Regions from separate parts of the Homo sapiens genome. Here region 2 is linked to region 1. The links are chromatin contacts, found by Hi-C or POLR2A ChIA-PET in ENCODE. All regions are on one chromosome and are shown on one strand. Each heading gives the region's core, a stretch centred on a gene start or an enhancer-like site at or near the end of the contact. The rest is flanking DNA. Distances are from core to core; before and after follow the strand shown. Region 1 overlaps LRRC8A (leucine rich repeat containing 8 VRAC subunit A). Region 2 holds the start of DYNC2I2 (dynein 2 intermediate chain 2).

Region 1 (3,256 bases), core at 55-2,554:
AGGAGGATTGCTTGAGGCCAGGAGTTTGAGACCAGCCTGGACAACATAGCAAGACCCCGTCCCATTTAATTAAAATAATTCCATGGCCTCCTCCCAGCAGCCCTGCGTGGTATCATGCCCACCATGTATGTGAAGAAACTGAGGCTGCAAGCAGTGAAGAGCTTGTCCAAGGTCCCACAGAGAGGCTACCAGAGTCCAGGCCCACACCTTGGTACTGGCTTCCCCTCTTCATCCTCGGCAAGAGCCGTGTGGGAGGGAGCCTGCCCCTGTAGGGGGCAGGCAGGTGGCTCTGACCACCCGGCTGGCTCCTGTTGGGGTGGGGCTCCTTTCCCCACACCCTTGGGAACTCAACCCTGGATTTGGTGCCTGCACCCTCTTTCCTGATCTCCCCCGAAGCCCCATCAGAGAGGGGCAGTGACTTTTCCAGAATCACACAGCAGAGGACAAGGAAACGGGTGCAGCTGGGGGTGACCCCTCCAGACAGGTTACCCTTACCAGGGGTAGGCCCAGGCACCAGCCGGGCCAGGCCTGTGAGAGACTCCAGTCCAGGCCCTTCTCAGCTCTGCAGCCAGCCCCAGGCTCTGCCATTGGAACCCCAGGGCCCTCCTCCACTCCCCAGACACACTCAAACTGGAGAGAGGAACCTGAAGCAGAAGTCCCACCTTGATCATTTTTTTTTACCCCCGCTGGACCTAGCCAAGGGCTGAACAGAGTCCGGATGTTCCCAGACCAAGCACGGAGTTGGGGCGGGTGGTCAGAATCAGACCTGATTGGGACGGTGTTTCCTGCCTTGGGCAGGTGGTTTTGCCTCTGTGAGCCTCAGTTTCCCTCACCTGTGTGACTGAGCTGGGAACACTTCCTGCCTCAGAAGGAGGAGTCTGGGTGGTACAGACAAGCCCCAGGTCGGCGGGGCTGGGGCGGCTCCTCGCAGAGGAAGCAGGTGTTTCTGTGAGCGAACACACCCCACTCCCTGAACACGAGGGAGGTGTTGCAGTATCATTGTCACCACATCCTGCCCGCTCAAACAGCCGCGCCCGCCCTGGCTGTCTCATTCCAGACTTGGGGGCAGGCAGGCTGCTGCATGCACCGGGCTCCTCTCCTCCCTCTTCTGTTCCCCAGTCTTTAGGTCCTGGCCCTGGATGGGGACTCCAGGTGTCCACATGTCTCAGTGGAGGCAGCTGTGTGATTCAGAAGCTCTCCCAGTGCCACTTTCTTTCCCAGCAGTGTAGGTGGTGCGTGGACCCACCTGGTCATTAGAGGGCCCGGGCCTTCCTGTGGGGCGGGTGCTTGCCCTGGCCCGTGAGTCCTGGCATCACTAGGAGGACTGACTTCTGGCCTGGAGCTGCCAGCCCAGGGCGGGCGGTGGTGTCTGCTGGCCCCTTTGTGACCTGAGCGCTGGTAATGCTGAGGGGCGGGGAAGCTGCACTCCCAGTCCTGTTTCTCTTGGCACCGCCTGGGTGAGACCTTGGGCAGGCGGAGGGCAAGTCCCACATGGTGGCGAGGACCTGAGCCCGGTGGTAGAGGGACAGGCCTGCTGGGTTTGTTCTTACTCTACTCTGCCCCTTAATAGCAGGGGGATGTTGGCAGGTGATGTCACCTTCCTGAGCCTTAGCACCCCCATCTCTGGGATGGGGCTATAGAGGCCTGGCCTCTTGGGCATCAAGGATGACCCTAGGAGGGCCTGCAGGGGAGGCCTGCCTGGTGCCTGGCACACTTCCAGGCCCTCAGCACTGGCTGTGGCCATCATCACCCTTGCTGAGTGCCCCATTCCACCTGCCTCACATGGGGTCCTGCTCTGCCTTCCTCCTGTCCTCCCCATCCAGCATAGCCTAGAAAGATTGGGGCTGGGGAGTGTTTGGCATTTGCAGAGAGGTGCTGTTCTTTTTTTTTTTTTTTTTTGAGTCGGCACCTCGCTCTGTCACCCAGGCTGGAGTGCAGTGGCGTGATCTCGGCTCACTGCAAGCTCCACTTCCCGGGTTCACGCCATTCTCCTGCCTCAGCCTTCCAAGCAGCTGGGACTACAGGCGCCTGCCACTATGCCCGGCTAATTTTTTTGTATTTTTAGTAGAGACGGAGTTTCACCTTGTTAGCCAGGATGGTCTCGATCTCCTGACCTCGTGATCCGCCCGCCTTGGCCTCCCAAAGTGCTGGGATTACAGGCGTGAGCCTCTGTGCCTGGCCCGAGAAGTGCTGTTCTTAAAGAGTTCCTACCTAGGCCGGGCACGGTGGCTCACGCCTGTAATCCCAGAACTTTGGGAGGCCAAGGCAGGTGGATTGGTTGAGGCCAGGAATTCAAGACCAGCCCGGCCAACATGGCAAAACACCGTCTCTACTAAAAATACAAAAATTAGCTGGATGTGGTGGCGGGCGTCTGTAATCCCAGCCACTTGGGAGATTGAAACATGAGAATCACTTAAACCCAGGAGGCAGAGGTTGCAGTGAGTCAGGATCATGCCACTGCACCCCAGCCTGGGTGACAGAGTGAGACTGTCTCAAAAAGGGAAAAAAAAAAAGTTTGTTACTATTCTGGTTATTAACATTATCAGTAATCAAAGAAAGGTGGCCCATCATCTGGGCACCCCTGTTCCTCTCCTAAGAGAGACAGACACATTTGACACAGGCATTTAAAACTTGGTTTAGATAAAAATCTAGGTTCTGGGTTACAGTGTAAAGTAAAAATTGAATGTAAAGTAAAAGCACAATTTGGCCAGGCATGGTGACTCACACCTATAATCCCAGCACTGTGGGAGGCCGTGGCAGGTGGATCACCTCAGGTCAGGAGTTCGAGACCAGCCTGGCCAACGTGGCGAAATTCCGTTTCTACTAAAAATACAAAAATTAGCTGGGCGTGGTAGCGTGTGCCTGTAATCCAGCTGCTTGGGAGGCAGAGGCAGGAGAATCATGTGAACCCAGGAGGCGGAGGCTGTGGTGAGCTGAGATTGTGCCACTGCACTCCAGCCTGGGTGACAGAGCAATACTCTGTCTCTAAATAAATAAATAAATAAAAGCACAATTTATTCTAATACACAGAAAGGGCTGGGTGCAGTGCCTCACTCCTGTAATGCCAACACTTTGGGAGGCTAAGGCCAGAGGATTGCTTGAGGCCAGGAGTTTGAAACCAACTTGGCCAACATAGTGAGATCCTGTCTCTACAAAAAATTTTAAAAATTAGCCGGGCATGGGCCAGGTATGGTGGTTCACACCTGTAATCCCAGTACTTTGGGAGGCCAAGGCGGGCGGATCACAAGGTCAGGAG
Region 2 (3,067 bases), core at 152-2,651, 250 kb before region 1:
GCTTGCAGTGAGCAGAGATCGCGCCATTGCACTCCAGCCCGGGCGACAGAGCGAGACTCCGTCTCCAAAAAAAAAAAAAAGAGAAAGAAACCAAGTAGCGCCGAAACCAAGTAGCTGGCACTACTACACTCCAGCCTGGGCGACAGAGTGAGACTCTGTCTCAAAAAAAAGAAAAAAAAGAAGGCCGGGCGCGGTGGCTCACGCCTGTAATCCCAGCACTTTGGAAGGCCGAGGAGGGCGGATCACGAGGACAGGAGATGGAAACCATTCTGGCTAACACTGTGAAACCCCGTCTCTACTAAAAAATACAAAAAAATTAGCCAGGCGTGCTGGCGGCCGCCTGTAGTCCCAGCTACTGGGGAGGCTGGGGCAGGAGAATGGCGTGAACCTGGGAGGCGGAGTTTGCAGTGAGCCGAGTTCGCGCCACTGCACTCCAGCCTGGGCGACAGAGCGAGACTGTCTCAAAAAAAAAAAAAAAAAGCCTGAACGCGGTGGCTCACACCTGTAATCCCAGCACTTTGGGAGGCCGAGGAAGGAGGACAGCTTAAGCCCAGGAGTTGGAGACCAGCCAGGGCAACACATGGAGACCCCATCTCTACAAGATAATAAATAAATAAACAGCCAGCGTGGTGGCCCGCGCCTGAGGTCCCAGATACTCTGGATGCGCAGGTGGGAGGATCGCTCAGCACCGGGGGCTGAGGCTGCAGTGAGCCGAGATCGCACCACTGCACTCCAGCCTGGGCGACAGAGCGAGACCCTGTTCAAAAAAAAAAACACAAAACAAAACCAAAAAAAGTTGTTTGAAATGCTTAAAAACTACAGTTCACACAAAATCCTTCAAAACGTGGGATCCTTGGAGGTGTTTTGTTTTTCCACTTTTTGTTGTTAAAAAATGGGCCGAAAGTATCCTCTGGGTCAGTTTCTGTGGAATAAACTGTAAAGGCAAACGGTGGGACGCCCGAACCCGCCCGGCAGCCACGGTGGGACGCCCGAACCCGCCCGGCAGCCACGGTGGGACGCCCGAACCCGCCCGGCAGCCGCGCTGCGACCCCGCCTTCCCGCCCGCGTCGCTCCGCGCGGGGCCCGCGCCCTCACCGTCTCCCAGCGGATGCCCTGGACGGCCCTCCACTGCGAGGGCACGGACGCCACACCCAGGGTCTCGTCCTGCAGCGGCCCTGGCCGCCCCGGCCCCGGGCCGCTCGCAACCCCGACTGTCGCCAGCGCCGCAACACCAGCGCTTCCCGCCTGGCTGAGTGGCCCCGGCTGCGCGCGGGTTGCCATGGAGACGGTTCCGCCCTCTCGTGCGGACGCACTCAGGCGCGACCTCCGCCCCTACGCCGCCATGAGCGGAAAACGGGGAATGTGAGGCTGACGGCGCCATGTTTGAATTGGTCGCAGCGCCTCCTGCAAGACCTGGAAGAAAGAAAAGTAACGATTCTTCTCGGCCAGAGAGAGAAGCATGACCGGTTTTGCATACCCTGTCCCCAGAAAAAGCACTCTAAGAGTAGGCGCGCTACTCCTGGGCGAGGAAACTGCGGAAGTGAGGCATTGGTGCCAGGTTCAAAGATGGCGCTGAGCAGCCAAGCGCAGAAGCGAAGAGAGGGCGGCAGCCTGCGGCCGTGGCCGGCCCGCGAGGTCTGGGCCTGGGAGCGCAGATCTGGCTGAGCAGCTGATTCTTCCAGCAGATCCGAGAACCGCGCCACTCGAACAGGCTGTCACCTCGAAGCCAAGTGATCTCCCTTTAATCCTCAGTCTCTGTCTCAATAGAATGATGATGAAAAATATTCCTACGGAGATCCTAAATGTGGTTAAAAAGCTGGGAGGCCCAAATGAGGTCTTCTACAGAAACATGCTTATTAAATCGAAATTAAAAGCAAATAACTAAATAATGTGCCTACTGTGTGTCAGGCAAAGAGCCCAGAACGTCTCTTTCTTATTAAGTTCTCACCCTGAGGAAAGAATTGCTTTTTATACTATATTATGTCGTTCTGCCATTCCGCGCGCCCCACCGGAATTAAAAAAACTGGAGATTCTGACCTGAGGACTAAAAAATAAAAATAAAGAATAAACAAATAGGCCAGGTGCGGTGGCTCACACCTGTAATCCCGGTACTTTGAGAGGCCAAGGCAGGAGGATCGCTTGAAGCCAGGAGTTCGAAACCAGCCTGAGCAACATAGTGAGAGCCCGTCTCTACAAAAAAAATGTTTTAAAACTTAGCTGGGCATGGTGGCACGTGCCTGTAGTCCCACCTACTCGGCAGGCTGAGTGTAAAGATCCCTTGAGTCCAGTAGTTTGAGGCTGCAGTGAGCTATGATTACACCACTACACTACAGCCTGAGTGATAGAGCAAGACCCTATCTCTAAAAAAATAATAATAGGCCAGACGAGATGGCCAGCACTTTGGAAGGCCAAGGCAAGAGGATCACTTGAGCCCAGGAGTTTGAGACCTGCCTGGGCAACACAGCAAGACTCCCTCTCTACAAAAAAAAATTTTTTAATTGGCCAGGCATAGTGGCACACACCTGTAGTCCCAGCTGCTCCGGAGGCCAAGGTGAGAGGATCCCTGGAGTCAGGGAAATTGAGGCTGCAGAGAGCCCTGATTGAACCACGCTGTGCTTTAGCCTGGACAAGAGAGTGAGACCCTGTCTCAAAATAATAATAATAATAACAACAAAATAATAAAAAAATTCTAAAAAATGATCTGGGAAGGATAGATGCTACTTTTTTTTTTTTTTTTTAAGACAGAGTCTCACTCTGTCGCCCAAGGTGGAGTGCAGTGGCGTGATCTCGGCTCACAGCAACCTCCACCTCCCCAGTTCAAGCGATTCTCATGCCTCAGCCTCCCAAGCAGCTGGGATTACAGGCACATGCCACCACACTGGGCTAATTTTTGTATTTTTAGTAGAGAAGGGTTTCACCATGTTGGCCAAGCTGGTCTGGAACTCCTGATCTCAAATGATCTGCCCGCCTCAGCCTGCCAAAGTGCTGGGATTACAGGCGTGGGCCACTGCGCCCAGCCTGTTTGTTTTTTTTTGAGACAGAGTCTCGCTTTGTCGTCCAGGCTGGC

Evidence for each region. Hi-C counts contacts between places; a loop is a spot of excess contacts on that map. ChIA-PET counts read pairs that join two places held with the same protein, here RNA polymerase II (POLR2A). Pooled maps may share reads with other maps.
Region 2: a pooled map shows a loop between it and region 1 (4-fold over the local background). The contact joins the promoter of DYNC2I2 here to the enhancer-like site in region 1. A Hi-C loop is called at or near these places in 6 of 50 pooled maps. POLR2A ChIA-PET finds 5 or more read pairs at or near these places in 5 of 52 experiments (AG04449, B cell, H1 and 2 more).

The regions. Positions count from the first base shown.
Region 1 is chr9:128,901,532-128,904,787 of GRCh38, forward strand. All of the region lies in intron 2 of LRRC8A (leucine rich repeat containing 8 VRAC subunit A), which reads left to right. Among named protein-coding and RNA genes, the nearest start is that of PHYHD1, 18 kb to the right of the region's middle. RefSeq lists a silencer at 2,210-2,382. Within about 2 kb of position 1,305, at least 22 of the 41 ENCODE cell types and tissues checked have a DNase peak (open chromatin) inside an H3K27ac peak, as active enhancers do; they include B cell, where a contact is called at or near this core.
Region 2 is chr9:128,655,446-128,658,512 of GRCh38, forward strand. It overlaps DYNC2I2 (dynein 2 intermediate chain 2), which reads right to left and starts at 1,402. Exons shown (of 9, transcript NM_052844.4): 1 at 1,096-1,402. The coding sequence starts at 1,281. RefSeq lists enhancers at 814-1,458, 1,432-1,641, 1,459-2,102 and a silencer at 922-1,251.